2 separate regions of the Homo sapiens genome follow, and region 2 is linked to region 1. Evidence: chromatin loops called from intact Hi-C (ENCODE). Cell type or tissue: right lobe of liver. All regions are shown on one strand.

Region 1 (8,000 bases):
CCTCCTCCTCCCGAGGATCTCTGTTCTGTGCCCTTTCAACGCCCTGGACTAGGTTCACACAGAGGAGGCCACCCCAAAGTCAAGTGTGATTTCTTGGGAGAATCGCTAGATTGGGATCAGGATCCTATGGCCACCGCTGACTTACTGAGTGGCTTTGGGACAGTCATTTGACCTAGCCCCCGTTTCCCTATTTTTGGCAAGCAACATTTCAATGAAGAGCTTGCAAGATGTTTTTTACCTACATGGTCTCATTGAAACTTCCAAAAGGAGGTAATTACTCCCCTTCTAACAACTGTCACACGGGGACATTCACGGCAGCATGGGCTGCGGAGAAGAGGAAGTAATACAGAGGTCCGCAGTTACCAAGCCAGACTGGGGAGGGGCCCCACGCAGGTGGCACGAGCCCCTCTCTCCAGGCAGGTCAAGGTCCCCCATGGGAGGGCGTGGGATCTCCCCACAGCTCTGTTGCCGTGACTTCTGGAGACTGAGGCTCTGGCTGTGACTCTTGACACAGGACAGTGTGGGGGAACTTGGGGGAGGCAGAGAAGAGGCCACGTGGAAAGCAGCACTTCTGTTCCACGCCACTCCGCTGAACCCCACAAGGCAGGGGGTGCAGGTCAGTGACAGCCCTCATGCTTCCCAGAGGAATCAGAGCCTGTCCCCGCTGAAGACAAGACAGGCGCAAACAGGCCACACAGGAGCAGGAGGGCTGCAGCCAGTCCCACAGGAGGAAGGGCTGCGCCAAAGGTAGCCCAGGCATCGGGTGGCTGGTTGAGTAGTGGCGTGGAGACACCCTGTGGTGAGATCAAGGAATCACAGTTTGGTTCCCTCCGAAAGGGGATGCGACAAAAAACCCAGAATCAGCGTTGAGTTTCCACCTGTGCTGGATAGATACTTTCCAGAGACCTCCTTTCCCCATCCCGGTGCTCTGGGAGGGTGACGTGCCAATGCCCAGACTCTGCCACCATCCACCTTCTAGCTCTCCCACTTGCCAGCTGTGTGATGGTGGCAACTTACATAACCTCTTGGAACCTCAGTTTTCTTGCCTGTGAGATGGGCTACTTCGTGGGGTTGTTGCACGGATGGGGGCAAGTGCTTGCCCAAGGGCCTGGTATGTAATAAGAGCGAAACAAAGTTGGCCACTGCTGGAGAGGCTACATCTTGTCCAGTGTCACATAGTTAGTAAGGGACTGGTGCAGCAGGGATTGAATCTAGGTTTCTGCAACTCTGCCTCATGGGAAGCAGGGAAGTTGACTGTTGAGTGTCCCCACTCAAAGGCCACGTTTATTTCTGAGATGGAGAAGGTACAGTTAGAGCTCACCTCAGGTGGGGCAAGAGAGAGATGACTGGCCACATCTGACTTTCTGGCAAGCCCAGCTCCAGTCAATGAGAGAGCAGAATCTCCCACAGGTGGGAAGAGGTGTTGGTGCTGCCTCTCCTGCTTCCTTCTCTGTCCCTTCCCCTACCTTCCCCCAGGACCAAGCACCTGGAATAGAGATGGACTCTCTCCCTTCCATTTTACTGAATTTATTTTATAAAGACGGGGTCTGCTGTGTTGTCCAGGCTGGTCTTGAACTCCTGGGCTCAACTGATCCTCCCGCCTCAGCCTCCCGAGTAGCTGGGACTACAGAAACACACCATCATGCCCTGCTAATTAAAAACAAAAACAAAAACAAACAAACAAACAAAAACCAAAGTGTTTTTTGTTTTTTTGTAGAGATGGGGGTCTCATCATGTTACTCAGGCTGGTCTTGAATTCCTGGCCTCATGTGATCCTCCCGTCTCAGCCTCCCAAAGTACTGGGATTACAGGCATGAACCGCCATGCCCAGCTCTCCCTTCCATTTTAAAGAGGAGATCATAGGCTTGGAGAACCCAAGTGACTTGGGCAAGACTGAACTGGCAAAGAGCAGAGTCGAGATTGGGCTGGAGGTCACATTCCTCCATCTGTGACCTCGGACACTGCTCCAGCCGCCATCTCCACGGTGGGGCTTGGGCCCAGGTGCTTGGCTTAGCTAGGCCAAGCAGTGATAGAACATGAAGGACGGGGTGGACTCTTTCCTAGGGTGTTCGGATGACCAGCTCAGAGGCTGGTCCCCACTGGCCAGTGGCCTGACACTGCCGTCCTGCTGGACATATGCACATAGCAGGCAATGCAGGCATTGCTTAGTCCTCGGCTCTTAAATGTCTGGGCCAATCCCAGCTGCAGCCAGTGCTGCCTCGGTGGAGTCAGTGAGTCTTCCCCAGGATCTTGTCTACCCTAACACGTGCCCTGCACCACAGGTTTGCTGAGGGCACTGATTTAGGCTGAGAGCTCATTATGAGGGACAAGCTAGGTGTTATGTGTTGGGTGAGGGTAGAGTTACTAAGCTGTGTGTGTTGTGGGGGGAGGTTGGCAACAAGAGCTGACGTTCATCGTGCCTGTGGCAGTGTGCCCGCTACCCTCACAGCCACTCTGTGAGACAGATGCCACCATCCCGTCAATTTTACAGACGAGAAAACTGAGGCACAGAAATAAAGAAACTGGCCCAAGGTCACACAGTCAGAAGATGGCAGAGCCAGGATTTGAACCCAGGCAATCTGACTCCATAGCCCATGCTCACCACCATTGCCCCCGACAGCCTGTATAAAGGATAGGGCAGTTGGGCTCGACAGAAAGTAGGGTAATGGGGTCCGCAGAGGGACAGTTGGGGCAGGGAAGGGGGCTGCAGGTTCCGATGAGCAGTTGGGGCAGGCTGTGAGGAAAACCAGTGTGTTGGGGGCTTCTTGTGAGAGGCAGAGAGCCTCGGTCAGAGGATTAGAGGTTGTGCCCTCTCCCCGAGAGCAGAGCACTACCTGCAGGCAAGGTATCCCGGTGTGCCAAGAATGGGTTACAAGTGCGTGGTCAAGACAGAGATCTCCCCTCCCCCACCCGACCCTCCAGAGGGTCCAGGGGCTCCCGGGGCATCTCTGGCCCCCTCCCCCAGCCCCGCCTCTGGCTGAGAGCAGCCATCGCCTTACTTCACTGTGCCATAGGGCAGCGTCGTTTCCCGCGAGCCGCGCTGTGAGAAAGCCAGGGAGCCCTGCCTGGGGGCAGCCCCGACTGCAGGTCGCCCAGTGCCCGCGTCCTCCCAGGCACAGGAGCTTGGCACTGCGGGCGCTACTTCCACAGCGGCAGCCGCCTCTGCCGCTCCCAGTGCCAGGCACAGGCAGCCCACTTCCACCTAGGGCTGCTCTGTTATTGGCGGTGGGGTTAGGCCTGACCGTCAGGGTGGGCTCTGCGTTCACCAAGCTCAGGGAATCCCCGAGAAGCTCATTCAATCCATTCGGCATCCCGGCGCCTGCTGCCTTCCACAGGCTGCACGATCCTGGGCAGGGGACCCCCGTGGATTCCAGATCCATCATGAGGATGGTGGAAATAGTAATGCCCACCGCAGAGGGCACCTGCAAGCATTAAATGAGCTGGTCTGCGCATCCCGCAAGCCTTTGCCGAGCGCCTGCTCTGTGCCAGGCAGTGCTTGGTGTGGGGATGGGAAATGAACTAATAAACACAGTGCCCACGCTCAAAGAGGGGAAGTGGCCAGGGCCAGGGAAACGCACCCAGAGACAGAAACTGGGATATGCAATGAATAGGGCTCGGCACAGAGCCCAGCACGGAGCACGCCGCCCGCACACACTCCTGGGCCTCCCTTTAGAGCAAGAACAGCCTGGCCGGACAGGGGATTTCACCGCTGCCCTCTGCAGCCCGCAGGGAGCCCGAGGGCAGACGTAAAGCCCATGCCGGCGTCGGCCATGAAACAGGCCTTTATGGGGAGCGGAAGCAGCCATCAAAGCCTAGCGAGCCGGGGCAGGCCAGGGAACGCTGAGAGCCCGGACGCGGAGCGCTTCCCACCGCCCCCACGGCCCCGGCCGTGGCGCCTCCCCGCCTGGCCACACGGGGGCGCGCTCCCCCTCCGCGCCTCGACTGCTCTACGTCCGCGAGCCCCGTCCGCGAGCCCAGTCCGCGCGCCCCTCGGGTCGCTCACCATGTCCCGCCTCGCGCCACCTCCCCGTCTCTACCGCGTACCTTCCGCGTTCCTCTCCATGTCCCCTCTGGGTCCGCCCAGCGCCCCGGCTGCGCCCCCTCGGCGCCCTCTTTGCCGGGTCTTTTGCTCGCATCCTGCCCGCATTCGCGGCGGAGAGAAGGAAGACACAGCTCGTGCAGCGCTTCAGCTTGAGCGGGCTCCCTCGATGCGCTTCCTAGGCTAGCAGGGTGTGCGGATGCCGCTCGGCTGAGTCGCGGGGAACGACGGTAGCTCACGCACTAAGCGCCCTCTCCGCGCTGGGCTCCGAGGGTGCGGCGGCGGGACCAGACTTTGCAGGGCTTTGTACAGTCTCCAGGCCTGGGTCTCTCTACTGAAGGGACTTGGGCAGGGTGTGAAGGAGGGAGGTGGTGGCGAGAGGGAATTTATGTTCGGAAAGATCCCTCTGGCTGCTGGGTGGAGGGTGACTTGGAGTGAGCTGGAGTTGCCCTACAGAGAGCAACCAGGAGATTCCTGAGAAGTCCAGGAGGTGACGGTGACAGGGTCACGCAAGTGCAGACTCCAATGCGTTACACATATATGTGGGATTCGGGCGTCGGTCCAGCCCCTCCCTACTCCCTGAAGCCGCCCCAGGCCATCACTTGTTGGACTGCAGACCCCCTCCCTTCGCAGAGATCCCTTCCCCACCCCAGGGTGTTCCCGGCCTGAGGCTCCCACCAGATGTGCCACATCATGGGTAAGCTGTGACCATCACTAGCACCACTATGTCCACAGCCAATGTAGAGACGTCCAGTTGGGTGCCTGCCTGGACCCCACGTCAGGCCCTCAAAAGGGAGCAGCCCCCGAGAGTGTGTATGTGGTGGCTGGGGTCGCCACAATCTGTAGTCCGTTCATTGCTTTCAGACCCCGAAGCTTGCTTCTGTCTGTAGAGTCAGAGGCAGTCTGTCTTCGAGGAACTGATTAATGATAAACAAACTTCCAGGAGACTGAAAAGAAAGTATAACGTCAATGTAGTATGTAAGGTTCTCACAGAGCTGTTGTGAGACACACTCACAAATATTTGGCAGACACACACACACGTGCTAGAACGGTGCCTGTGCCGCGCATGTTAGCTGTGACTGTGATGAATGGAGAGAGTGTCCAATATGCGGGTCTGCCAAATATGGTGCTTCTCTGGGATGCTGACTAGGTCTCCTGGCTCCTCAGTGGGCTTGGATTCAGAACAAATGATGGTTCATCCATCCTCGTAAAGTGTCACCGGAAGTTCTCAGGGAGGCCCCCTGAAGTTCCCTGTCCTCCAACAGAACATGCCTCGCTGGTGCCTGAAGTGTCCCTGTTCACCAGATATGCGGTGGGGCTCCCCCAGGAACTGCGGGATCGCATGGAAATAGTCCGTCTCTTTTTCTGGCTTCCTGCCAGCCATTACTTTTTGATGACCAAACAGGGCTCAAACGCTTGGGCTTCTTATTTCCAGTTATGACCACAGACCAGTCCTGCCTGTCTGTATACACCCTCGTCGCTGTGACTAAACTTGGACGTTTCCAAATCTTTTCAGCTTCAAATTTACGGATAGTCTCTTGGGCCACCTCTATACCCTTCCTGTGTGGGTTTCACTACCCAGTTTAACTCTCGGAGAATTACCCCGGAGGCTTCCCTCTGCCCCGGTTGCTGGCAATAACCGCTGTGCCTGTGTGGCCAGGTTCACCATCCGCCATCCTCACCAGGCACTGATAACAACTAGGAGGACTCATATTTTTAACTTTAGTTTACAAACCATATATGCTCCTCTGTTTGATCTTCAGAACAACACCATACTACTGTGAATTATCATTCAACTACACACATAAGAAACTGACGTTTAGAGTGATAATTAGAATTGTATTAGGTCTCATAATGATTATGCAGCAGATTCAGGACCAAACTCAACACTCATGGCCCAAGATCCTTTTACAGTACCCCTCTCTGCCTTCCCAGTACAATTGATAATCAACTCCCTGCTATGGCCAGGGTGCTACTGGTAGCATCACTATCCCTACCACGGGTCTTACCCAGCATCTGTATGGCCAATAGCCACCATCATGCCCCATCAGTTGTACTTACAACTGAAGAAAAAGGCAAGTGCAGTTTGTGAATGGACAGTTAGTAAGGTGTTCACACTTCACACAAGATCCAGGGTAAATCTGTCTGAGGGGTGAGAAGAGAGAGGTAGATGGAGGCATTTCAAGATAGAAAAAAATCAGAGGATCACCTGCCCCCATCAATCAACGATAGCAAGACTTGGATATTAAAGTTGATTATTAGCCAAAAGACTTTGGGCCAGTCACATTGATTCTCTGGGCCTCAGTTTCCTACTGTGTAAAAGGGACAATAAAGTTCTAGCTTCCAGTAATGGAAGAATAGCTTTGTTTTACTAACCCTTCCTCCTTCCCTCTCTCCTCCCCAAGCAGCCACCAGCAGCAGATAACAATGATAAAATCTAGACAAAATATTTTTAAAAACCCATTAATCGAAGACATTGGAGAATGATTAAATGCAGGCAGAAACTGAAGGGATGTCCGCCCATGAAAAAATGAACTGCAAAGAATGAGACTTAGGAGTTTGCAGCCTTTTTCTGAGGGCATACCACATGGGTGGGTTCAGTGGCAGAAGCTGCAGACTTACTAGTTTGAGGTATCAGGCAGAGCAATCAGAAAATTGGGAATGCTGAAAGCGAGGGAACCGCAGAGGGCGTGAACCCTAAAATCTAATGTAAAATCTGCTCAAATCCTTGGTTGATTGCTAAGCTATTAAGCTAAACTGTCAAGCATGAGGGAGACCCCAGGCAGCCTGGCAAAAAAGCAGCAGCTAGAAGCTGAAGGAACTGAGCAAAGGTTTCAAATGTTACTCACCACAGGAGAGGCAGAGTTTGGAGTTTGAGTCTAGCCAAGTTAACTAACTGCTGCAGTTGAAATTACTCTTCTAGCTAAAAGCAGAACTATCATTTGACCCAGCAATTCCATTACTGAGTATATACCTGGGGGAATATAAATCATTCTACCATAAAGACACATGCACACGAATGTTAATTGCAGCACTATTCACAATAGCACAGACATGGAATCAACCTAAATGCCCATCAATGACAGATTGGACAAAGAAAATGTGGTACATATACACCATGGAATACTATGCAGCCATAAAAAAGAACAAGATCATGTCTTTTATGGGAACATGGATGGAGCTGAAGGCTATTATCCTTAGCAAACTAATGCAGGAACAGGAAACCAAATACTGCATGTTCTCACTTCTAAGTGGGAACTAAATGATGAGAATTTATTAACACAAAGAAGGAAAGAACAGACACTGGGGTCTTCTTGAGAGGGAAGGTAGGAGGAGGAAGAGGATCAGAAAAGATAACTATTGGGTACTGGGCTTAATACCTGGGTTATGAAATAATATGTACAGCAAACACTGATGACACGTGTTTACCTATGTAACAAACCTTCACATGTACCCCCACACCTAAAATAAAAGTTAAAAAAAGAAAAAAATTACTCTTCAAAGGTATATGACAGAATCCAGAGTCTCTAGTACATATCATTCACAATGTCCAGTATCTAATCAGAATTCACAGGCAGGCAAAGAAACAAAACACGGCCCATACTCAACTAAAAAACATTCGATTGACCTCAACCCTGAGGTGATCCAGCTATTGCAATTAGCAAAGATTTTAGAGCAGCTCTTATAAATATTTGAGAATATAAAGAAAAATATATGGATTATGAATGAACAGATGGTGAATATCAGCAGAAAAATACATCCTATAATAAAAGAAACAAATGGAAATTCTAGAACCAAAAATGATCAAGCAATAAAATAAAAAATTTACTAGATGGGTTTAACATCAGATTGGAGGTAGCAGGAAAAAGAGTTAGTGAACTTGTAGCTAGACCATTAAAAATTATCCTATCCTAAGGACAAACAAAAAATTTTAAAGAAAAATGAAGAGCACTTCAGAGGT
Region 2 (8,000 bases), 130 kb before region 1:
TCACAGGGCCCTTCCCCAGAGATTCGAAGACCTTCGGATCATTTCGCTCATTTCAGTGCTTCCATAAAGGCTGTCTAAGGGACAGCCTGTAGGGGGAGCTTCCTGCCCCCTCCCATGCTTGCGTGTGGAGGCCCTTCCGTATGAGTAACAGCCCTGGCTGGCTGCCCCACCCTTTTCTCCCTCTCCAGTGTAACCACGAATCCATATGAATCGACTGAATAGAGCCCAGCCCTGGAGACTGGCTCACTCCCTCTCTCTGCCTAGGCCGGCAGTTCTCAACCGGGGGGGACTCTGCATCACCACCACTCCCCCTGGGACATTTGGCAATGTCTGGAGAGATTCTTGGCTGTTTCAACTGGGGGTGGATGCTACTGGCAACTAGTAGGTAGGGACCAGGGATGCTCAAAACATCCTGCAATGCATAGGCCAGTCCCTGGTAACAAGAATGACCTGGCCCAGGATGTCTATAGTGCCAAGGTTGAGAAGCCCCATCCTGTATGCTAGTCCCTGCTGCCAAATGTGAGGTCCCTTGGCTTACACGCTTGATCTCCTGGGTTGCCTCCCGGCCACCACCCCTCACTGAGTCCTCCTGCAAACCCCATTCCTGCTGTCAGGCTTTCCTGACCAGCATGGGTTGCAGTAAGTCCCTGTCTGCTGAAAACCTCCTCAAGAACTACCCAGGGAAAGACCCTGTGTCGTGCCTGTGGTCTCCCCCTCCCAGTGAGACCCTAGAGGCCCCACTGCCCTGTATCCCTGACTAGACTTATTCCAGACAGCAATCTGCATAAGTGTATCTGCTCTGCAGATCCAGACTTTGTTGCTGGCAAGCTGTCCTAAGATCTATGCTGGGTGGGATGGGGTAGGAATGGAATGGGGACAAATCCTGATGGACACAGACCTAAATCCACATCCTTCTGAGGGCTTCTCAGTAGTCGAGCTGACACTTTCATCTACACTTGCCTGTGTCCTGTGTCTTGTTTCTCCATCGGCTCCAGTCTCAGGAGAAGAAGGGGGTGTTAGGTATCAAACTCCCAAAAGCCCCAACACGACAAGTCACTGGCCCTTCCCTGCAGAGCCCTCTAGGGCCCCTGGCATCCGTGTTTGCGAGGCCTACCTGCATCATTCAGCCACTTCTCCAGCAGGGGCTTGAGCTTGCACATGTTCTTGAAGCTCAGGTTGAGGGCCTCAAATCGTGAGATGGTGGTCTGGCTGAAGTCGTTGCCATACAGCTTTCCCATCGCCAGCCCCACATCTCCCTAAGCGTGGGGACCGAGGGGGAGGAACATGAGAGGCAGCCTCCTCCTCTTGTTTGCCCACATCCTGCATGGTCCTAGCATCGATCACACAGCCAGCCTGAATCTTTGAGTGCTCACCCATGCTCGGCTCCTTTCCAAGTCTCCTCCCTCTAAGGTGAAGAATCGGTTTCTTTCTCTCCTTAGACTCTCAGTGGACCACGCCCACGTGCTCAGGAGAGCCAGCCCCTTTTCCACCTCTCATTCTCCTCCACCAGCAACGTCCTCAGTTTCCCTACCAATGGCAACTGTGCCCTATTCTCAGAGAACTCAGGGACATGATGAGGAGACCCCAAACACATCGAGCCTCTGGTCGCTCTTGAAACCTGCACTTGGGAAGCCCAGTCTCCAGCCGCTCGGCTAGACTTCTTCTATCTTTTCCCCTAAAACCAAACCTGTGTGAAGCCCAGCTTAATGCGCCTCTGCTTGAAGGTCTTGGCAAACTTCTCCAGCTCCTCGAGGTCACTGGGCTCATCGGCCCCTCCAGAGCTGGGTAGATGCTTGGGCACTGGGAGATGCTGGGATGCTTCCAGGTGGGGTTCTAAAGAGGATCCTGGCAGCCCAGGGTGCCCAAATGCCTGATAGGAAACACGCCAAGCAGATCCACCACGAAGATCAATAAATAACATTTTCTGATTTTTTTTTTTTTTTTTTTTTTTTTTTTTACTAATAGGCCCACTTAGAGGATGACAGATCCCTGGATACACCCTGGGTACATTGGAGTCTTATATTTTTCCAGTGGCATGGAAGTGGAAATTAAAGTTTCTATAAATGTATAGCAAATAACTGGAATATCTGGGTAGAAACATCAGGAGTGCAGGATAGGGAGGTGGCCTGAGTTTAGCCTGTGACTCACTTTTTGAGTCTTAGCAGGTTACTTCCTCCTTTCAGTTTTCTACCATAAAAGGAGCTAGCAGGGTTGTTTACAAAGATTCCAAAAACAAATCACAGAACTGGACAAAGAAAAGGTTGCTTGCTTTGTTTTTTTGTTTTTTGTTTTTTTCCATAAAGCAGGTAACTGAGGTGTTGAACAGGCATTAACTGAAGATAACAGGGGACATCCAATAACTCATGGCCTTCATAGAACTTTCCTAAAATGTCAAACTCTTGTGCCTCATTTTACTTTCTAAACCACCATTTTCTTTCATGAAAGTGTTTTGTTTTTAATCAAAGGTATTTTAATCAGTACCTTTATAAAATGCACCTTGATCACATTTGGGTTGCTAGGAGATATTCTTTCTTTCTCTCTTTTTCTTCTTCTTCTTCTTTTTTTTTTTGAATCAGGATCTCACTCTGTCACCCAGGCTAGAGTGTAGTGGCACAATCACTGCTCACTGCAGCGTCAACCTCCTGGGCTTAAGTCATTCTCCTGCCTCAGGCTCCTGAACAGCTGGGGCTACAGGCGTGTGCCACCACACCTGGCTAACTTTTGTTTTTTTAGAGACAGGGCTTCACCATGTTGCCCAAGCTGGTCTCAAACTCCTGGGCTCAAGTGATCTACCTGCTTTGGCCTCCCAAAGTGCTGGGACTACAAGTATGAGCCACCGTGCCCAGCCAAATATTATTTCTTGAGCTTATTTTCATAGGAAAACGTACCCTTAAACCTAGAACCATGCTGTGCCTATTTGGGGTCAGGAATGAATCCGATCTTAAGGACATCTATCATTCCACAAGGATAGAGTGGAATCTGGGCCTAGGGGTCCAGGCACTGTGGCCAGCTAGCTCAAAGGGCTAAATCCACCTCTTCTCTCCTTTTTGATTTACTTTTTGTAGACTAAACATTACTTCTTCTCCTCTGGGATATTTGGGTTTACCATTCAGATAGGTATCCTTATGATGAAGAAGGTAAAAGGACCTCTAGAGAGAAGTTTAGGAGTCTTTCCCCCAGTGAAGGGTCTTTTAGTCTGAAACCATCATGAATTTGGTCTTAGTTTGCAGGGAGAGGGTGTGTGAGGAGAGTGTGGCATAGACCAGACCCTCAGGACAAAGCCCCAGTCCTCTTTGAACCTTCCTTTTCATTAAATCATTTGTTCTTTCATTTGACAAAGACTTATGGGGCTCTCTGCTAGACCTTCTCCCTCCTCCTTTCATCTCCAATCCACTGGCAAACTGCACTGATTCAACTTCCCAAAGCATCTCCTCAATCATCCCCTCTTCTTATTGCCACAACTCTAAGCCAATCCTTTATGACCCCTCCCCTGGATGATCTTCATAATCTTCTATGTGGTCTCTCTGCTACCAGTCTCTCCATGCCAAAATATGATAAGAGATGAGAGTTGATCTTGAAGATTCTAAGATCTCTTCCAGCTGTAAGCCCATGGCTATGAGATTCTGGAGAGGGCAGCCAGGAGGAGGCGGAAGAGCAGCTTATGATGCTGGTGTCCCCATTTCAACCACTAGATGGCGAGCTTCCCCTCCAGGTACTTTTAGTGGCCTCAGCCCTCTCTGAAGGCCGGGCTCTTGGTGAGCCATGGGGATCTTAGCACAGAGATCTCTGCAGTCATTCCCAACCATTCTGCCCAACCATCTGTGCAGAGCCATCTCATGCAGCTGTGCAGGTTATTAACTGTACAGGGGCACCCAGATCAGGGGAGGAATGGCAGCTAAGATACAGCTCATGCTGCTGTCGCCAATCTGTCCACCTTGGCATGAGACTGCACCTGGCCAGAAGAGGTGCCTTTTTCCTAGTTGGAAAAAAGGTGCTGTGTGGAACCATGGCAGCTCTGCAAACAACCCCTCTCCCAGACCTCAGCCCACTGGCCTATATACGTGCCCACTGCAGGAGGCAATCTGGAATAGTGGCCCAGAGGTGAAAGACACTGGCTTTGTGGTCTGGGACATCAGGTCTGTAGTATTCTAGTCTCCCTCTTGGGGCTTGAGAGCACCTAGGTAGGGTTCGTGGCCATCTTGGTATGCCTGAGAAGTGAGCTGAGCCTGGCTCTCAGAGGAGCAATGCTGGGGCCTGTGCAGGGTTGGAGTTCAGTGCCTGGAGCATGAAGGAGGCTGGCCTGGGAGCTGGAATCTCTGGATTCTAACTGTGGCCCCACCAGTGACACTTGGTAAATTGTCCCCCCACTTGCTGTAGCTTGGATTTCCCCTGTGCCAATGGATAGTTCCCTGCTATCCCCTCTCCCCAGAGGGGTTAGTGCCCTGTTAAAGGGGTAGGGGGAAACCAGTGAGTTAAACTCAGTGAGAGCTGAGACATTCCTAGAGGAAACAGGAAGAATGGGGTTGTTTACCTGGGATGCCAGTCCCGGCCCAGTCTGTGGGAGGAGGAGACCGCTTTGTTGCTGTGGAAAGGGGAGGAGATTTGGCTGCAGACCTGGGTGAAAGGGGAGGGACAAAGGAACAGACAAATAAAATCCAGGCTATTTGAAACACATGTGCTACAACTTTGGCACCACGATCACTGTCCCCACCCCCTGCCACCTGATCAGGTCCCTCCACCCACCTCAAGTCCCATGGAGAGGCCCTCCTAGCACTGCCAGGCATTGCCACATACAGGTGGAGGCAAATCAGATACAGGGATAAACAGACATGTAAACAGCAGTCCCCAAACCAGTCCTTCCACCTGCCCGCCTGTCTGGAGAGGCGTAGAGGCTAAGGAGGGTCAAGACGATCTACTCTGGGATCTGATTACCAGAGCTGAAGAAAACCAAGAAGGGAAAGGATGCAGGGTGGCTGCTGAGAATTCAAGCTAGGGCTGAGGATTTTGGCTTTCCCTGCAGGAGAAGTAGCTGGGTTATGGCTACAGAGGCCCAATCAAATCTGCGAGGATGCCAGACCAAGCAGATACGACCATACGGCTCTAAAGGGCAGTGGGCCTTAGCCAGAGGCATGTGGCTGACCAGGACATTTTATACTTGGGAGAGAGGGCTGAGAGAGGAGGGAAAGTCCAGGGCTGAGCCTCTGGAAACTCCCTTGGGCAGTATGTATTATACCGGCTTCTCCATCCTCCCCAGGAAAACGGTACATGAGGGACTCTGCCTGGTTGGTGGCTCACTCTCCCAGCAGGAGTGGGGCCATCAAACCACCAAAGCAGACAATGGGGTTGGTCATCCCAATCGCTTGTCACTCAACAGCACTTTGGGGTCTCTGTTTTCCCTAGGCTGTTCTGGGTCACAATGTACATACAGCATCTGCTGATGTTGACCTTTATGCTCTTCAGTTTCAAAAAGTCAGGGCTTCATTGTTCATTATTAAAATACATAGGCAAGAAAGCTCTTACAAGGAATCCAGAACTGGGAGTTGAGAGGCTTGGGTACTAATGGCAATTCTGACATGGCGGTTGAAATGGATACAGCCTTTTCACATGCATTATTTCAAGTGACTCTCAATAATCTCATGAGGCAGAGCCTTGCTATTATCCCATTTTTTCAGAAGAGGAAATGGAAGCTCAGAGAGGTTAGGTAACTTTCCCCAAAACACACAGTTAGTAAGTGACTTTTTAAAGAAACCAGTAAATTTTTCTGACTCCAAATTTGGAAGTGTCTTTCCACCACTGCATCATACACTGACCTAGGTGGTTATAAGCCTGGGCCATTTTCATGTCGCTCTCCAGTCTTCTGAAAACAAATTAAACTGTTACCTTCCCTTTTCCATTCCAGGAGTATGATGTTTATTTTTTAACCAAAATAAACACTTAAAAATTCAAATAGGGTCTCATTCATCACCATAATATTCTGAGGTGCCTTGGAAACTAAGGATAGTGACTGTCATTTGTGCAGGTGCTAAGGGCGGAAGGCAGAGTTGCATTTTGTTTGGATTCTGGATTTCCAAAACCTCTACTTGGGATTTGTGCAACAGGAGAGAGTTTATACTTCCTCCATTATTTTTTTTTTTCAGAGACAGAGTTTTGCTCTGTCGCCCAGGCTGGAGGACAGTGGTGCAATCTTGGCTCACTGCAACCTCTGCCTCCCAGGTTCCGGTGATTTTCTTGCCTCAACCTCCTGAGTAGCTGGGATTACAGGCATGCACCACCACACCCGGCAAATTTTTGTATTTTTAGTGGAGACAGAGTTTTACCATGTTGGCCAGGCTGGTCTCGAACTTCTGGCCTCAAGTGATCCGTCCACCTCGGCCTCCCAAAGTGCTGGGATTACAGGCGTGAGCCACCGAGCCTGGCCAACCCTCCATCACTTTTGACCCTAGCTGATGGAGATGGGAGTGGGACAGGCAGCACACTGTGATGACCAAGAGTATGGGTCTCAGCTAAACGGTTCTGGAACTTCCCAGTAGGTCACCAGAGGCATAATAGAACTACCTACTTTACAAGGTTATTTTGAGGAATGTCAGAAAAATTACTCAGAAGAGCTCCTGGCACATCATGCTCAAGAAATGTTAGCTATTTATTAATAGTTCAATCTATTTGCTCTTGGCCAGGGAGAAGTTCTCTGCGAGTAACTTCCCTGCCAAAGAAAACCTGAACACCCTTTCTACAACCTGTGGGTGGCACTGCTGCTCTCTCCAAATAGAATCACAGCCAGGCTTCCAGGAAGCAAGTCTGAATCTGTGTCCAGGAGAGATTTCCAAGGAATTGGGACTTGTCTGTACTGCATTTCCCAGGGCGCTTCCCCTCCCTTGTACAGCATAGCTCTGCTCCACGCCTGCACCTTCCGTCTCCACTCACCACGAAATTGAGGAGGTGGACCAGACCACCCAACAGGAGGCTGGGAAGGGGAAGCAGAGAAGGAGACTAAGCCTGGAGGAGCATTGCCAGGGTCCCTTCCTCAGACCCTGGGGTGGATAAGTAGGTCTTAATAGCAGATGGGTGACTGACTGACGCATGCTCTCCAATTAGGCCCCCTCACCCAGCAAAAAACAGCAGCAACAGCAGCACTTGACTGGACTTGGTCTAGGTGGAAACCCCCAGGGTTCTTACCTTGCTGCCCAGGCTGGGTCTGAGATAGCAGGAACTGGGATACAGACTGTAAGTGGCCGGGAACCAGCACAAGCTGCTGGAGCGGATGGAGGGAAGCCATGTCCTACACACGGAGAGATACACATACACCACAGAATTTACAAGCTGGGGACATCAGCCCCATCTGCCTGCCACTCGTCCGTCCCAGGGGTCTCCAGACTCAGAGACTTTGCAGGCTGACCTTGGTTTATGCCACTGTGTATCCCCAGTGTCTAGCAAATAGTAGCTACTCCGTTAACACTGGTATTGTTACAGCTTCTGCCCTCAGCCTAGGAGTCCTTACTACATATTGTTACTTAACCCTTGCCTCCTGAGTTAATTTTTGTATGTGTCAGTCCTGTCTCCCAACTAGACTATAAAATGCCCTGAAGGCAAAGCCTGGGTATGACCCATCTCTCAAAGTTTATCCTAGAGATAACATGCAATCCCCAACTATCCAATTCTTTTTAAATCTCATGCCACCTGGTTATGCTAAAAGCCATGCCTCGGCTGTTTCCTGGGCCAGAATCTTTCCTGGAGGGTGTTGGGGTGGGAGTTGGGGGGTGGAGCAAACTATTCATTCTTAATAAAACCAATTTAGTTAAACAAAAAGTCCAGGATTTCTCCTACCAGCCCAGGACATAGGACTAATAATTCCGATGCTTGGGGGATCGGGGAGTCCTCTGCAATGGAGACGCCAGAGCTCTGTGCCCCATGAGGTTGAGCTTAGGTTTGTGCACATAGAGAAGACCTGAGAAGCCCTGCTAAATGGCAGGTGAAGGGACAGATGCATATTCTTATGTGTTTCC

The links. Hi-C counts contacts between places; a loop is a spot of excess contacts. Peaks named below come from ENCODE experiments on the same cell type or tissue, not always from the same donor. Only the 100,000 strongest peaks of a DNase experiment are listed, where the experiment ranks them.
Region 2: it touches region 1 in a loop (7-fold over the local background); 98 of 110 quality-filtered maps call a loop at or near these places.

The regions. Positions count from the first base shown.
Region 1 is chr11:120,165,193-120,173,192 of GRCh38, reverse strand. LOC107984399 (a long non-coding RNA gene) reads right to left here and starts at 4,216. Exons shown (of 2, transcript NR_159965.1): 1 at 4,045-4,216; 2 at 1,512-3,422. RefSeq lists an enhancer at 3,679-3,838 and a silencer at 3,839-4,008. In right lobe of liver, CTCF peaks have their summits at 793 and 3,881 (motif pointing right); DNase peaks (open chromatin) are centred at 752 and 3,622; H3K4me3 peaks cover 1,506 bases; H3K27ac peaks cover 545 bases.
Region 2 is chr11:120,298,900-120,306,899 of GRCh38, reverse strand. POU2F3 (POU class 2 homeobox 3) reads right to left here. Exons shown (of 13, transcript NM_014352.4): 5 at 7,174-7,276; 6 at 4,532-4,614; 7 at 1,688-1,870; 8 at 1,115-1,256. Among named protein-coding and RNA genes, the nearest start is that of TLCD5, 22 kb to the left of the region's middle. RefSeq lists enhancers at 1-122, 687-1,204. In right lobe of liver, CTCF peaks have their summits at 3,673 (motif pointing right) and 6,738 (motif pointing right); DNase peaks (open chromatin) are centred at 3,699, 4,659 and 6,769.